2 separate regions of the Homo sapiens genome follow, and region 2 is linked to region 1. A link is an interaction called in ENCODE POLR2A ChIA-PET data of the cell type or tissue named here. Cell type or tissue: Panc1. All regions are shown on one strand. Links, peaks and the distances in the headings refer to the core of each region. The heading gives the core; the rest is flanking DNA. Region 1 overlaps PAFAH1B1 (platelet activating factor acetylhydrolase 1b regulatory subunit 1). Region 2 has its middle 7.9 kb from the start of METTL16.

Region 1 (8,524 bases), core at 179-8,178:
TGCCTCTAAGTCCCTGTTAACGAAAATATTTCATTATGACAGGTAACTTATTTTTATGTGCTTTGGAAAGAGGGAAATAGTTAAGTTTTGAAGTGGAAATTCTTTGCCACTGTTTTTATTATGTCATCTACAGTACAACTATTACTTTTTTTTTTTTTTTACTTAGAAAGTTGTTCTATTTAAAATAAAACTAGTGGTATACAATACGAGTTCTGAAAAAAAGACAGACCTACCGTTCTCCAGAAGATGCTTAGCTGTAAATTGAATCCTCGTCATTGAAGGTCAAACATTTTGAGAAATCTGTATTTCATGAAGAAAGATGCTGTATTATGTAAGCGTAATAGTTAACTGCAGTGAAGGCTTTTTGGATTGTTCTTTGTTGCTGGTTTGGCATGGCACTTTTTGGCTAGTCATTGAAATGGAACCTTAGTTTAACTTCTGTTACATATGTAATTTTTAACCTTGGCATGGCAGTCATAGAATTTAATTGATATTTATGAAATGCTTTATATTCATTGGTGGCAGGCATCATAAGCACTTATTATTTTATTTCTTGTTTTCTTTTTAAAAGATGGTGGCTTCTTGTTGAAACTTACCTAGATAGGACTAATCTGCATTTGTCAAGGATACTTCTGGAATGGTACTCTCTATTGTCTTTTAACATTGTCATAAACGTTTCTCTAGAACTTTCTAAATATTGAGCTTGGTACTGATTTTCATTTGTTCTTCTGCCAGCTACTTTTTGAGGTAGATTGGTATTTTTATGGATGAGAGAACTGAAATCCAGAGAATTTCTTTTCCTGTCGAATGTTAGGTTAGTGACTAGAATAAGGTAAATATTGCAGTCACAGAACTCTTGGGTACTGCTTTGTAAAATCACACATTCCTTCTTTCTATAACGATTGGACTCCTTAATCTTTGTTAAATGGTGAAAGTTGGTGGTATTTATTGCCTGCATCATTTAAATTGGCATTTATTAACATATGGTCTTGTATTGTTGACTGCTTTGCATGCATAAGGCTTTTGGCATTTGAGTAGCTTCTCCCAAAAAATGCCTAATACTGCTTTACAGATAGTATTAATAAGTGAATAAGTACTAGTTGCATTTGACTGAATGGTTATGTGAAAGGAAATGTGCTATCCTAAAGATCTTTGTAATAGTTGACTCCGGTGATCTCAAGAGAATTAAGGTGATGGAGGAAAGAGTGGCTGCATTTCGTATACAGAGATTTTATATTCTCTGAGGGAACAGGGTTACACTTTGACAGAATTCTTAAGTATAAAAAGTGAATTAACTCAACTGGACAAATTACCTATACATTTTGATTATCTGCTTTTGGGGCTCTTATGTTGACAAGAATTGACAGTTAACTGAGGCCATTAAAAAATTTTCTGAGACTTTTTACAAAAGTAAAATTAAGAATCTTTGAACATTTTAATAAATTTAATTTTTGAAAGCATTGTAGAAAGTTATATGTTTATTAAAATTTTACAGTGCAGATTAATCCATTTTTAACCTTTTTTTTTTTTTTTTTTTTTTTTTGAGGTAAGAGTCTCACTCCATCACCCAGGCTGGAGTGCAGTGTCTCGATCTCAGCTCACTGCAACCTCCACCTCCTGGGTTCAAACGATTCTTCTGCCTCAGTCTCCCGAGTAGCTGGGACCACAGGCACATACCACCACAGACAGCTAATTTTTGTATTTTTACTAAAGAACTCCTGGCCTCAAGTGATCCACCCGAGTTGGCCTCCCAAAGTGCTGGGATTACAGGTGTGAGCCACCACACCCAGCCCAATCCATTTTTAATCTAAGGTAAAGATAGAAGAGTTTGTTTTATGGGTTGGGCACTGTGGTTCATGCCTGTAATCCCAGGACTTTGGGAGGCCAAGGCGGGCAGAAGGTGATCAGGAGTTCCAGACCAGCCTGGCCAATGTGGTGAAACCCTGTCTCTACTAAAAATACAAAAATTAGCCAGGTGTGGTGGTGGGTGCCTGTAATCCCAGCTACTTGGGAGGCTGAGACAGGAGAATTGCTTGAACCCGGGAGGCGGAGGTTGCAGTGAGCCGAGATCGTGCCATTGCGCTCCAGCCTGGGCAACAAGAGTGAAACTATCTCAAAAAAAAAAAAAAAAAACCAAAAAAAGAAAGAATATGTTCTATGATATACTAGTGTTTTATCTATTTCTTTTCATATTTTTATTTTATAAAAAATATGCTAACTACAAAAGAAAGAAGATGGAGATAAATGAGTCAGATGTTTTGATTATTTAGTATTTTGGTTAAGTTTTTCTTTTTGAGACGGACTCTCGCTGTGTTGCCCAGACTGTAGTACAGTGGCGCGATCTCGGCTCACTGCAACCTCCGCCTCCTGGGTTCAAGCGATTCTCCTGCTTTAGCCTCCCTAGTAATAGCTGGAATTACAGGCATGTGCCACCACACCTGGCTAATTTTTTATTTTTAGTAGAGATGGGGTTTCGCCATATTGGCCAGGCTGATCTCGAACTCCTGACCTCAGGTGATCTACCCACTTCAGTGTCTGAAAGTGCTAGGATTATAGGCATGAGCTATCATGCCTGGCCTTGGTTAACTTTTTATGGGTGAGGAAAGGCTATACATTTAGCATTGTCAGAGAAAATGAAATAAGCTGTTGACTAAACTCATACATGAATATTTATTTATTATTTATTTATTTATTTTTCAAGACTGAGTCTCGTTCTTGTCGCCCAGGCTGGAGTGCAGTGTTGCGATCTTGGCTCACTGCAGCCTCCGCCTTTTGGGTTCAAGTGATTTTCCTGCCTCAGCCTTCTGAATAGCTGGGATTACAGGCATCTGTTACCCTGCCCAGTGAAGTTTTTTGTATTTTTAATAGAGATGGGGGGTCTCTGTTGGCCAGGCTGGTCTCGAACTCCTGACCTCGTGATCTGCCCACCTTGGCCTCCCAAAGTGCTAGGAGTACAGGCATGAGCCACCGTGCCCAGCCACACCTGGCTAATTTTTGTTTTTTGAGATGGAGTCTCCCAATCTTGTTGCCCAGGCTGGAGTGCAATGGCATGATCTTGGCTTACTTCAACCTCTGCCTCCTGGATTCAAGCAATTCTCCTGCCTCAGCCTCCCGAGTAGCTGAGATTACAGGTGCCTGCCGGCATACCTGGCTCATATTTCTATTTTTAGGAGAGATGGAGTATCACCATGTTGGTCAGGCAGGCCTTGAACTCCTGACCTCAGGTGATCCTCCTGCCTCGGCCCCGCAAAGTGCTGGGATTACAGGCATGCACCACGGCGCCCGGCCTAATTTTTCTATTTTCTGTAAGAGGTGAGGTCTTGCCATGTTGCCCAGGCCAGTCTCAAACTCCTAGCCTAAGCAAACTGCCTCAAGCCATCTGCTCACCTTTACCTCCCAATGTGCTGGGATTACAGGCATGAGCCACTGCTCTCAGCCTAAGAAAAAATATTTTTAAAGTTGACAAATGTAGAAATGAGCTAAGATTTGTCAAAGGGATCAATAAGTAATGAAATATTCTGGTTATCAAAGTTTATCATATATGAATGAACAGTGAAAAAATTGGAAATAACAGAATTAACAAATTTTAATTTGTCTTTAATGGTTCAGCAGTCACTTAAAAATTTTTACAGTATTACCATGATGCTATAGTCTTTATCATCACAAATCCCAACGTAAAGATAAAAAAAAACCCCACTTAATAAAATCATTATTCAAGCTTTCTGGCTCTTCGACTTGGGCTAAATAAGTGTTCTGTATAATGGTATGTCCTTAAAGAGAAATTATCTCCACCTACTGAAAAAAAAAACAAAACAGCGAGGGCCTATCAATTTGAGAGTTTAAACAGGCCTGTGGTTCGCATTTTTATGGAAGCATCATAATACAACCCCAAGACATCAAATGTCACTAGCACAGAAGACATCTAGGATCCAAAGTTCTTAGAAGAATATTACTTTTAAAAACATTAGAAATAATACTTTACGTGGGACTCAACCTTGACTCTTCTTTCTTCCTCTATATCCAATCAATTACCTTGTCTTGCCAATTTTACCTCCTCGATATTTGTTGAGTTAGTCCCCTTCTATCCATACTTACCATTACTACTACTACCATCATAGTTCACATAATCTCTTACCCAACTAATTTCACATCGTCTCTCTAAATTCAGTCTTGTCCGGTTAACGTCTTTCTGCTACATAGTCCCCAGTCATCTATCTAAAATGCAATCTGACCATATCACACTTCCCTACTTAAAAAGAACCCTCCCTTGGCTCCCTTTGTATTTATTTAACAAATATTTACATAGCACTTACTAATACGCCAGGCTCTGTTTTAAGTGCTTTACAAGTATTCGTTTACTCCTCACAACATTCTGGGAGAATTTAGCTAGCCCTTTGTGACAGCTTTGTAAGTAGCAGAGCTGAAAGTTGAACCTCAGGTACTGAGGCTCCACAGTTGGGGCTTTCAGCCACCGTACTGTGCTGACTCCCTCTTTCCTATAGTCCACATACTTTAACACAGTTTGCTAGGTCTTCAGTCACTTCAAGTTTCATTTCTAATCAAGCCCCACCTTGCTCACACTCTAATATATATATGCTTTCTCCCTCCCCACTTTGTGATCTTTGTGATTCTACTCCTGCTGTCCTCTCTGTCTAGAGCAACTTGTAGTATCTCAGAACAGAGTGCAGTGAATACATTTTGACAAAAGAATGATTTTTTTTTTTGAGACAGGGTCTGGCTCTGTTGCCCAGGCTGGAGTGCAGTGGCTAACTACAACTCTGCAAATCCTGGGCTCAAGCAGTCTTCTTGCCTCAGCCTCCTGAGTAGCTGGGTCTACAGGCCCGCGCCACCATGCCTGGGTAATTTTTGTATTTTTCAAAATACAGGCCAGGCGCGGTGGCTCACGCCTGTAATCCCAGCACTTGGGGAGGCCGAGGCAGGTGGATCACCTGAGGTCAGGAGTTCGAGACCAGCCTGGCTAACATGGTGAAACCCCGTCTCTACTAAAAATAAAAAAATTAGCTGAGCGTGGTGGTAGATGCCTGTAATCCCAGCTACTTGGGAGGCTGAGGCAGGAGAATTGCTTGAACCCAGGAGGCAGAAGTTGCAGTGAGTTGAGATTGCACCACTGTACTCCAGCCTGGGCAAAAAGAGCAAAACTTTTGTCTCAAGGAAAAAAAAAAGTATGTATATATGTATACACACACACATTTTTGTTTTTATTCAATTTCATAAGAAGGGGGAAAATCTTGATTGACATTGGGTAATTTGAAATTTTCTCCAGATTCTTTTTTTTTTTTTTCTGGACACGGAGTCTCTCTCTGTCGCCTAGACTGGAGTGCAGTGGCACGATCTTGGCTTACTGCAGCCTCCACCTCCCAGGTTCGAGTGCTTCTGCCTCAGCCTCCTGAGTAGCTGGGATTACAGGCATGCGCAACCACGCGCGGCTAATTTTTGTATTTTTAGTAGAGATGGGGTTTCACCATGTTGGTCAGACTGGTCTCAAACTCCTGACCCCGTGATCCTCCCACCTTGGCCTCCCAAAGTGCTGGGATTACAGGCGTGAGCCATCGCGCCTGGCCAGATTATTTTTATTTTCTTTTTTGAGACGGAGTTGAGGTCTTGTCGCCCAGGAGTGCAATGGCGTGATCTTGGCTCACTGCAACCTCCACCTCCCAGGTTCAAGAGATTTTCCTGCCTCAGCCTCCCGAGTAGCTGGGATTACAAGTGTGTGCCACCACACCCGGCTAATTTTTGTATTTTTAGTAGAGATGGAGTTTCACCACATTGGCCAGGCTGGTCTCCAACCCCTCACCTCAAGTGATCCCCCCGCCTCGGCCTCCCAAAGTGCTGAGGTTACAGGTGTGAGCCACCGCACCCTGCTGAGATTCTTAATAAAATGATTAAATGGATAGGAAAATCAGTGTACTTGGTATTTTAAAGCTGTCCTGAGTTGTTATGGTATACCTTGTATGTGACCTGTGTCATTTAGGCTATTTCAGGGCCCATCAAATCTACACACTAAAGACAGCCAAGAGATGATACTTGAACTGAATCTTGAAGAATGAATAATTGGGCCAGGCGTGGTGGCTTACACCTGCAATCCCAGCACTTCGAGAGGCTGAGGTGGGTGGATCACTTGACGTCAGGAGTTCGAGACCAGCCTGGCTAACATGGTGAAGCCCTATCTCTACTAAAAATACACAAATTAGCCGGGCCTGGTGGTGCATGCCTGTAATCCCAGCTACTCGGGAGACTGAGGCTGGAGAATCACTTGACCCAGGAGGAGTATTGGAGTGAGCCGAGATGGCGGCCACTGCACTCCAGACTGCTGAGCGACAGCAAGACTCTGTCTCAAAAAAAAAATAATTGGAGTGAACGTGGGAGGTCATTTTAGGTGGAGGGAACAGCAACATAAATAGTCACAGAAGCATGAGAAACTATTTTATGTATGCTGGTAATAGTTTGGCAGAGGGGATTGTAGAATTTGAGGTTGGAGAGGCACGTCTGAGCCAGATTGATAGAATTTGTATATTGTGTAGCTTGTAGGCAAGTTGGAAGTCATTAAACAATTTCAGGTAAAAACAAGCATTATGAGATGATGTATATTTTGGAGAGATTATGCAGGTGGCAATAATGAATGTGGATTTTGGAGGTCATGTAGACTTCTTCAGAAAATAATGATTAGTGCTTGAAGCAAGACAGTGACATTAAATGTTGTTGAGTGGAGAAAGGTTTAGGAGGTCCGGTTGTGAATGAGTAGTGTGATGGGGAGAGGCAAGTTGAAACAATTCAGATTTGTAGTTTGGGTGACTGAGTGGAACTGAGAAACGAGGTGTTATTAGCCATAGCAGAGAATAAGAGGAGGAGTTGTATAGAATATTACATAAAGCAGCCAGATAAATGTTCCTGAACCACAATTTTCAAGTCACTTTGTTGCCAAAAACCCATCATCAGCTTTTTACTGTCTTTAATGAAAATGCAAAGAACACAATGGCAAAACTATGGTACTGAATAGGTGTTTATTGAATCCTAAATGGGCACTCAAAGACTTCTCTTACATGTCCTGGCTTTTCATCCTGTTTCTTATTGCCTTCCATGTCTACTGTGATTCAGCTTTGGGAAGATATTTTCTGTTCCTTTTGCTGCTTTGACTCCCTGCCGCGCCCCCCTTACTTACGCTTCAAATCTGCCTACCAGGTTTTCCATTTCCAGGCAGTCTTTTCTAATTTTTTCCACCTGGAAGAAACTTTCTTTTCTCTGAGTTCGTAATCTTATAATAAGTACCTATTTTTCTCTTCTTCTAGCGTATATAAAATGTATTATCTGACGTGTCAAGTGAGTTAATGCATTTAAAGAGCCTAGGAATGGTACCTAGAACATAGTAAGTACTCAATAAATATTGTTATTATGGTGATGATTGATGATGATTAAGATGAGGTGACCTTTGCTTTCTGCTTTCTTGTGATGGCAAAAATGATTTGTTGTCTGTCTTTGGACACTAGGGAAGCAAAGTCTTTTACTTTGCTTATGTATATAAAAGTACAAAAGTGAAATTATTCTTGAGCTGTAGGTGAGAGATATACAAAGCTAGACAAGCCCTTAAATATTGACGATTTTGTTAAGCTTCACCACAGCTGTTTGAGGTAGGCGGTATATTAGTCCCTTTTTAAAAATGGGTAAATAGGCTTAGGAAATTTGTAGATTTCCCCAAGGTCACACAGTTTGTAAGGAGCCAGATTGATATATGAATCTTAACTATTCGACTCCAAAATTCTTCACAGGAGGGCTTCATGTGTGTAGGACTTACCCTTCAGGGCTTTCATTTCATTTATGTATCCAACTTGTTACCTGTCAGAAAGCCTATCATGAGACCTATGCCCAATGGAAAAAAAGTGCTTTTTGAGTTTTCTTTAATTTTTTTTTTTGGAGACGAAGTTTCACTCTTGTCGCCCAGGCTGGAGTGCAATGACGCTATCTTAGCTCACTGCAACCTCTGCTTCCTGGGTTCAAGCAGTTCTGCCTCAGCATCCTGAGTAGCTGGAATTATGGGTGCCTGCCACCAAGCCAAGCTAATTTTTGTATTTTTAGTAGAGATGGGGTTTCACCACGTTGGCCAGGCTGGTCTTGAGCTCCTGACTTCAGGCCCGCCTTGGCCTCCCAAAATGCTGGGATTACAGGTGAGCCACCATGCCTGGCTAAAATTTTATTTTGTGTATTTACAGTTTAATTTGTTTTCTATTTTTATTAGGGAATATGTTAAATGTTAAAAGTACCTGCAGTAGTAAAACAGAATAGCCATATAAGTATTACCAGAATTGACAGATGTTAACATTTTGTCATATTTGCCTCAGAGCTTTTTTTTTTTTTTTTTTTTTTTTTTTAAGACGGAGTCTCGCTCTGTCGCCCAGGCTGGGCTGGAGTGCAGTGGCGCAATCTCAGCTCACTGCAACCTCTGCCTCCCAGGTTCACACCATTCTCCTGCCTCAGCCTCCCTAGTAGCTGGGACTACAGGTGCCCGCCA
Region 2 (8,524 bases), core at 398-8,397, 83 kb before region 1:
TCAACAGCCACAGGTCTCTCTAACTTTGTATTTCAGAAAGTAATCATTGAGTATCAATTTCTTCTAGCTTAGAAGACTCTAGCTTCCTTATGTAAATGTATCCACCTCCTTCTTAGGGACCAAGTTTACATATCAGGGATCTAATAGCCATTATAGTTGTCACAAAAGCTATATCCAGGCAGGTGCAGTGGCTTACACCTGTAATCCCAGCACTTTCGGAGGCTGAGGAGGGTGGATCACCTGTGGTCATGAGTTCTAGACTAGCCTGGCCAACATGATGAAACCCCGTCTCTATTAAAAATACAAAAAATTAGTCAGGCGGGGTGGTAGATGGCTGTAATCCCAGCTACTTGGGAGGCTGAGGCAGGAGAATCACTTGAACCCAGGAGGCAGAGATTGCAGTGAACTGAGATCACGCCACTGCATTCCAGCCTGGGCAACAGCAAGAGTCCATGACAAAAAAAAAAAAAAAAAAAAAAAGATATCCTGTTACAGAACAATTATTTTTTCTCAGCTTACATTTACATAACTGAGAGAGCCACTGAAGTGATCCTCTGCACTAAGGATACCACATTTTCTTTTTCATTTCTTTACGGTTTTTGAGACAGGATCTCATTCTGTCACCCAGGCTGGAGTGTAGCGTCATGATCACAGCTCACTGTAGACTCGACTACCTGGGCTCTTGAATCCGGGAGGCAGAGGTTGCAGTTAGCCAAGATCACGCCATTGCACTCCCCCCTGGGCAACAGAGGGAGACTCCGTCTCAAAAAATAAAATAAATAAATGAATAATGATAGCTGGTGGAAGAACTGGATATAAATGTACATCTTACTACTGCCCTGCTTCCTGTTCCAAGTCTCATAAAACAGAACATACTCATTTTAAAAATTAAACAGTAAATTTCAAATCGAGCTGAAAATTCAGAATTAGTGTTATTGACACACCAGAAAATTTGAGGATACTCTGAAAAAATACAGGGTGAATAGGAAGACCATCTAAAATGCCAAGAAGTTTTATAGGAAGCTTAAGATGATTATAACATTTAGCTGGAAAACAAAATGTGCAAGAATAGCCAATAATGATGTTTTCCACTTGGAAAAAAATTAAAATTACACCATACATAAAATAATCCCATATGGATTAAGAAACAAAATAATCATAAAAACCAAAAAAAATTGACCAGGTACGATAGCTCATTCCTATAATCCCAGCACCTTGGAAGGCTGAGGCAGGTAGGTTCGCTTGAGCCCAGGAGTTTGAGCCCTGCCTAGGAAGCCAACATGGCAAAACCCCATTTCTACAAAAAATACAAAAATTAGCCGGGTGTGGTGGTGTGGGAAGCCAACATGGCAAAACCCCATTTCTACAAAAAATAAAAAAATTAGCCGGGTGTGGTGGTGTGGGAAGCCAACATGACAAAACCCCATTTCTACAAAAAATACAAAAATTAGCCGGGTGTGGTGGTGTGTGCCTATAGTCCCAGCTACTTGAGGGGCTGAGGCAGGAGGATTGCTTGAGCCGAAGAGGTCGAGGCCACAGTGAGCCATGTTCATGCCACTGCATTCCAACCTGGGTGACAAAGCGGGACCCTGTCTCAAAAAAAAAAAAAAAAAAAGGAAATCTATATCTACTGACACAGAAAATTTCCAAGATATGGAATAAGGTAAAAGGAAATTGTGAAACAGTAGGTTCAGTTTGATATTGTTTATATAAAGTAAAACCAGAACACATTTCAATATGAAAATATAAAGCATAAAAGTAGCCGTAGAAAAAGATCTGAAAGGAAAAACCCAGACTGAGAACAGCGTTACCTTAGGGAAACCTCAGGAAAACTGAGTTGGAATGTTAGAAGTGGGACATGAGAGTCTTTAATTTTGTCTATATCATTTGAATGTCTTACAATGATAATGGATTCATACATCATTTGTATGATTTAAAAAAAAATGATTTAAAATAAGAAAAAGAAGAGAAAATCAAATTTGTCAAAAAAAAAAAAAAAAAACCACACACACACACACAGCCTGACACTTATGCAGGAAAAGACAGTTTGGAGGGGAAGCAAAGCCTCCTGTGGCCTCAGCAGCTGCTCAGGACAGCCATCCTCCATGTGACGATTCTATGATCCACATAGCCACAGTCTGCGGCACCACCATGTCAACATGGGCTTCCAGGACCCCTGCAAAAAGGAGAGAGAGAGGATGGCTTTTCAGAGCTTCCACTCGGAAGTGAGACGCATCATTGACAACCAAATCAACTCAGATGTCCCCACCTAACTTGGGGTGGGGAAGAGGGCAGGCCTGCAGTCCCTCCATGTGCTCAAAATACTGCTGAAGAGTGATGGTGTTCACTACACACACCTCATCCACAAGCACCACAGACAGACAAAACAGAATCAAAATGTAGACGAATAGGGATTATACTCTAAAATGAGCAATTCCTCAAAAAATTAAAAATAGGATTACCCTGTGATCTGGCAATTCCACTTCTAGGTATATAGCCCCCAAAACTGAAGGCAGGATCTCGCCTACCATCACACCTGCCTAATTTTTTGTATTTTTAGTAGAGACGGGGTTTCACCGTGTTAGCTGGGATGGTCTTGATCTCCTGACCTTGTGATCCGCCTGCCTGGGCCTCCCAAAGTGCTGGGATTACAGGCGTGAGCCACCGCACCTGGCCTCCATGTCAGCCTCTTAAGTAGCTACGACTACAGGTGCACACCATCACATCCAGCGAATTAAAAAAAAAAAATTTTTTTTTTTTTTTTTTTTTTTAGAGACAGAGTCTTGCTATGTTGCCCAGGCTAGTCTTGAACTCTTGGCCTAGAGCGATCCTTCCTTCCAGCTGGGCCTCCCAAAATGCTGGGATTACAGATGTGAGCCACCACACCCAGCATGAATACCTTTTTTTTTTTTTTGAGATGGAGTCTCACTCTGTCACCCAGGCTGGAGAGCAGTGGCATGATCTCAGCTCACGGCAACCTCCGCCTCCTGGGTTCAAGCAATTCTCCTATCTCAGTCCTCTGAGTAGCCACCACACCTGGCTGATTTTTGTATTTTTAGTAGACACGGGTTTTTACCATGTTGGCCAGAGTGCTCTCCTGACCTCAGGTGATCCGCCTGCCTGCCTTGGCCTCCCAAAGTGCTGGGATTACAGGCATGAGCCACTGCGGCCGGCCCGCGTGAATACCATTTTTAACACATCGATTTGAATCGTCCTGTTGGTAATTCATGTACTTCCCACATATGCTTGAGTTTATTTCTAGACTTGTTTCATTGATCTGTCAGCTTATTTCTATACATGTACACATTTGTTTTAATTAGTGTAGCTTTCTATTACTATGCAGTATAATATAACATAAGGCCCCTATGTTAATCTTGTTTTTCAGAATTTGCCTGACTCACATGTCCATGCAATAAACTCCAGAACCATTTTATTAAGTTTTCTACAAAAATCCTTTTGGGATTTTTTTATTGTTATTACATTTTATATAGATAGATGAATTTTGAGAGGATTGGCATTTCTTCAATATTGACTCTCCTACTCATATTTAATAAGACTTCATCCTAGAATACAAGACCATTCACAGCAGTTCCAATCTACCTTTTCCTTCGGCGTTTAACTACCTTCCAGCCAAATTCACTATGATCTGGTCTCTGAACATATTCTGTGTTCTTTTCTGCATCTCTCTTCACCCAAACTAGTCTCTCTTTCTGAAACATCCTCCTCCTCTTCTTCCCACAGTTTCCTGGCCGGGCACGGTGGCTCATGCCTGTAATCCCAGCACTTTGGGAGGCCGAGGCAGGCAGATCATGAGGTCAGGAGATGGAGACCACCCTGGCTAATATGGTGAAATCCCGTCTCTACTAAAAATACAAAAAATTAGCTGGGCGTGGTGGTGCACGCCTGTAATCCCAGCTACTCGGGAGGCTGAGGCAGGAGAATCACTTGAACCCAGGAGGCAGAGGTTGCAGTGAGCCGAGATCATGCCACTGTGCCACTGTACTCCAGCCTGGGAAACAGAGTGAGACTCTGTCTCAAAAAAAAAAAAAAAAAAAAAAAAAATATATATATATATATATCCTCCTCCTCTTCTTCCCAGTTTCCTTTTTTTTTTTTTTTTTAATGAGACAGAGTCTCCTCTGTGGCCCAGGCTGGAATGTAGCAGTGCAATCTCAACTCACTGCAACCTCTGCCTCCCAGGCTCAAGTGATTCTCCTGCTTCAGCCTCCTGAGTAGCTAGCTGGGATTACAGGTGCCCGCCTCCCTGCCCGGCTTTTTTTTTTTTTTAAAGAGATGGGGTTTCACCATGTTGAACAGGCTCAAATTCCTGACCTGAAGTGATCTGCCCACCTTGGACCCCCAAAGTGCTGGAATTACAGGTGTGAGCCACCATGTCCAGCCTCCTTCCCACAATTTCTACTGTCCCACAGCCTACATATACTTTCATGTCTCATTACAAATTGCCACTTAACCCATAAAGCCTTCTTCATTCTTCCATCCAGATGTAACCTCTAGCTCCGTTGAAGCCCCATAGCATTTGTTTCGTCACTTTCTTAGGGTACTCACTCAAATTTGCCCTCTGAATAGTTATTTGCGTTTCTTTTATTGGCCCACAATCAACAACAGTTCTGTATTACAGCAACAGGTCTCAACTAGGAGTTCACGTCAGAATCTTGGAAGACCTTTTTAAAAAATCCAAATGCTAGCCAGGCGCAGTGGCTCACGCCTGTAATCCCAGCACTTTGGGAAGCTTAGGCGGGTGGGTCACCTGAGGCCAGGAGTTCGAGACCAGCCTGACCAAAATGGAGAAAACCCCATCTCTACTAAAAATACAAAATTAGCCTGGTGTGGTGGCACATGCCTGTAATCCCAGCTACTGGGGAGGCTGAGGCAGGAGACTCGCTTGAACCCGGGAGGCGGAGGTTGCGGTGAGCCCCGACATCGCGCCACTGCACTCTAGCCTGGGCAACAAAAGCAAAACTCCGCCAAAAAAAAAAATCCCCACAGGTTGTCTGTGAACCTCTGGTTGAAACACTGTTTTATTTATTTATTTATTTATTTATTTATTTATTTATTTATTTATTTTTGAAACAGTCTCACTCTGTCGCCCAGGCCAGAGTGCAGTGGCACGATCTCGGCTCACTGCAAGCTCCGCCTCCCGGGTTCACACTGTTCTCCTGCCTCAGCCTCCCCAGTAGCTGGGACTGCAAGTGCTCGCCACTGCACCCGGCTAATTTTTTGTACTTTTAGTAGAGACGGGGTTTCACCGTAGTGTTGTTCTCCTGACCTCGTGATCCGCCCACCTCCGCCTCCCAAAGTGCTGGGATTACAGGGGTGAGCCACCGCGCCCGGCCCGTGTTTTATTTATCTCTTGAGACAGGGTCTGGCTCCGTTGTCCAGGTTGGAGTGCAGTGGCGCAATCTTGGCTCACTGCAACCTCTGCCTTTCTGCAACTTCGACTTCCCTGGGCTCAAGCCATTCTCCCACCTCAGGCTCCCAGGTAGCTGGGACTACAGGCACCCACCATCACACCCTGCTAATTTTTATATGTTTTGTAGAGACGGGGTTTCACCATGTTGCCCAGGCTGGTCTCAAACTCCTGGACTCAAGTGATCCACCCACCTTGGCGTCCCAAAGCGGTGGGATTACAGGCGTGAGCCACCGCGCCCGGACATCAAGCCACTTCTAATAGCTGCACAGCATTCCACTGGAAAGATGAGCCATTACATATTTTACCAGGCTTCTACTAGCAAGCAGCTGTTTTTAGTTTCTTTCTACTATAAACAATGCTGGGATACACATCTTGTACCTGCGGATCCTACAATTTAAGGGGTCAGCGGAAGTAAGGGAAGCATCAGGGGAAAATGGGATTCAACTTGTCCCTTACGGAGGAGAGTGTCTGAAGCTGCTTAGAGATGACCTTGGCCTGACCTCCTTGATGGCAGTGCTTAGAGCAGTAGCCCTCAAATCTCAATGTGAAGATCACTTGGGGAGCTAATTAAACAGCAGGTTCCTAAGTCGCACTCCAGAGAATCAGGTTCAGTCTGGGGCAAGGTCTGAGAATACGCTTTTTTTTTTTTTTTTTTTTTTTTGAGACAGTCTTACTCTGTTGCCCAGGCTGGAGTGCAGTGCTGTGATCTCTGCTCACTGCAAGCTCTGCCTCCCGGGTTCAAGCGATTCTCCTGCCTCAGGCTCCCAAGCAGCTGGGACTACAGGCATAAGCCACCATGCCCAGCTAATTTTTGTATTTTTAGTAGAGATGGGGTTTCACCATATTGGCCAGGCTGGTCTAGAACTCCTGACCTCGTGATCTGCCCACCTCGGCCTCCCAAAGTGCTAGGATTACAGGTGTGAGCCCCCGTGCCCAGCTGGGAATCTGCTTTTTTTTTTTTTTTTTTTGAGGCAGAGTTTCACTCTTGTTGCCCAGGCTGGAGTGCAATGGTGCAATCTTGGCTCACCGCAACCGCAACCTCCCAGGTTCAAGCGATTTTCCTGCCTTGGCCTCCCAAGTGGCTGGGATTACAGGCATATGCCACCATACCTGGCTAATTTTTCTATTTTTAGTAGAGATGAGGTTTCGCCATGTTGGTCAGGCTGCTCTCAAACTCCCGACCTCAGGTGATCTGCCCACCTCGGCCTCCCAAAGTGCTAGGATTATAGGCGTGAGCCACTGCGCCCAGCCAAGAATCTGCAATTTTAACAACACGTCAGCTGATTCTAATGTAAGTGGCTGTGTGCCACACTTGGAGAAACACTGACTTCAAGAGTAGAGGGAAGTAAACAGTGTTCACCTGAGAAGCAGGAGAGGCTGTCGGGGGTCGGATAGGACAGACAGTTACTTAGGCATCTTCAATCATTCCCAGAGGATCAGGCCGTAGTGTGCTTTGGGGTGGAACAGAACTATGAATAACAAATCCACCAGCTGGCTTCCATTCTCTAAGAAAGTCCAGGGATTCTCAGAGTCACATAGAAAGACCCCAAGTCCCCTAGTCTCTCCCTAATCTGGCAATTCCTCCCCTCCCTTGTCCTCCATGTCATTCAGTTAGGACTATAGGACTACAGGACTAGAAGTAGCTCAGCATGTTCACTGGAGCATTAAAAAGTCCACTAGTGGCTGGGCGAAGTGGCTCATGCCTGTAATCCCAGCACTTTGGGAGGCCAAGGCGGGCGGATCACCTGAGGTTGGAGTTCAAGACCAGCCTGACCAACATGGAGAAACACCGTTTCTCCCACCTCAGCCTCCTGAGTAGCTGGGACCACACGTGCACACCAGCACACCTGGCTAATTTTTGTACTTTTTTTTTTTTTTTAGACAGAGTTTCCTCTGTCACCCAGACTGGAGTGCAGTGGCATGATATTGGCTCACTGCAACCTCCGCCTCCCGGGTTCAAGCAATTCTCCTGCCTCAGCCTCCTGAGTAGCTGGGATTACAGGCACGCACCACTGTGCCTGGTTAGTTTTTGTATTTTTAGTAGAGGCGGGGTTTCACCATGTTGGCCAGGCTGGTCTTGAACTTTTGACCTTGAGTGATCCACCGCCTCGACCTCCCAAAATTCTGGGATTAGAGGCATCAGCCACCAAGCCCGGCCTTTACTTTTTGTCGAGACAGAGTCTCACTTTGTTGCCCAGGCTGGTCTCAAACTTCTGGGCTCAAGCGATCCTCCCACCTCAGCCTCCCAAATTGCTGGGATTACAGGCAGAAGCATTATTTAAACAGCAAAAATCTGGAAAAGAATTCCAGTTGTTAAAATGAGTGGTAGGTTCACAAGTCTTTGTCTTATTGTGCATACAAAATACATATGCATGACTTTATTTTTTTTTTTTAGACGGAGTCTCGCTCTGTTGCCCAGGCTGCAGTGCAGTGGTGCGATCTCGGCTCACTGCAAGCTCCGCCTCCTGGGTTCATGCCATTCTTCTGCCTCAGCCTCCCGAGTAGCTGGGATTACAGGCATGCGCCACCATGCCCAGCTAATTTTGTATTTTTAGTAAAGATGGGGTTTTGCCATGTTGGTCAGGCTGGTCTTGAACTCCCGACCTCAGGTGACCCGCCCGCCTCAGCCTCCCAAAGTGCTGGGATTACAGGTGTGAGCCACCGTGCCTGGCAACATGTATTTTTTGACTATGTTAAATATTTTAAAATTAAAAAATAGGCCAGGCGCGGTGGCTCACACCTGTAATCCCAGCACTTTGGGAGGCCAAGGCGGGTGGATCACGAGGTCAGGAGATCGAGACCATCCTGGCCAACATGGTGAAACCCCATCTCTACTAAAATACAAAAAGCTAGCTAGGCGTGGTGGTGCATGCCTGTAGTCCCAGCTACTTGGGAGGCTGAAGCAAGGGAACTGCTTGAACCCAGGAGGCGGAGGTTGCAGTGAGCCAAGATCGTGCCTCTGCACTCCAGCCTGGCGACAGAGGGAGACTCCGTCTCAGGAAAAAAAAAAAATTAAAAATTAAATTAATAAAATAAGAGAAAGACAAAGTTCCTTACTCACTACTGGAATCTCTTGAGGTTATTTACCCTCTG

What was found. ChIA-PET counts read pairs that join two places held together with the same protein. Peaks named below come from ENCODE experiments on the same cell type or tissue, not always from the same donor. Only the 100,000 strongest peaks of a DNase experiment are listed, where the experiment ranks them.
Region 2: POLR2A ChIA-PET joins it to region 1 with 14 read pairs; 23 of 35 experiments call an interaction of 5 or more read pairs at or near these places.

Annotation. Positions count from the first base shown.
Region 1 is chr17:2,598,454-2,606,977 of GRCh38, forward strand. All of the region lies in intron 1 of PAFAH1B1 (platelet activating factor acetylhydrolase 1b regulatory subunit 1), which reads left to right. Among named protein-coding and RNA genes, the nearest start is that of PAFAH1B1, 9.1 kb to the left of the region's middle. RefSeq lists a silencer at 122-416. In Panc1, for the core only: no CTCF peak of the experiment used is centred there; a DNase peak (open chromatin) is centred at 4,257.
Region 2 is chr17:2,515,499-2,524,022 of GRCh38, forward strand. No RefSeq gene overlaps it. Among named protein-coding and RNA genes, the nearest start is that of METTL16, 7.9 kb to the left of the region's middle. In Panc1, for the core only: no CTCF peak of the experiment used is centred there; no DNase peak of the experiment used is centred there.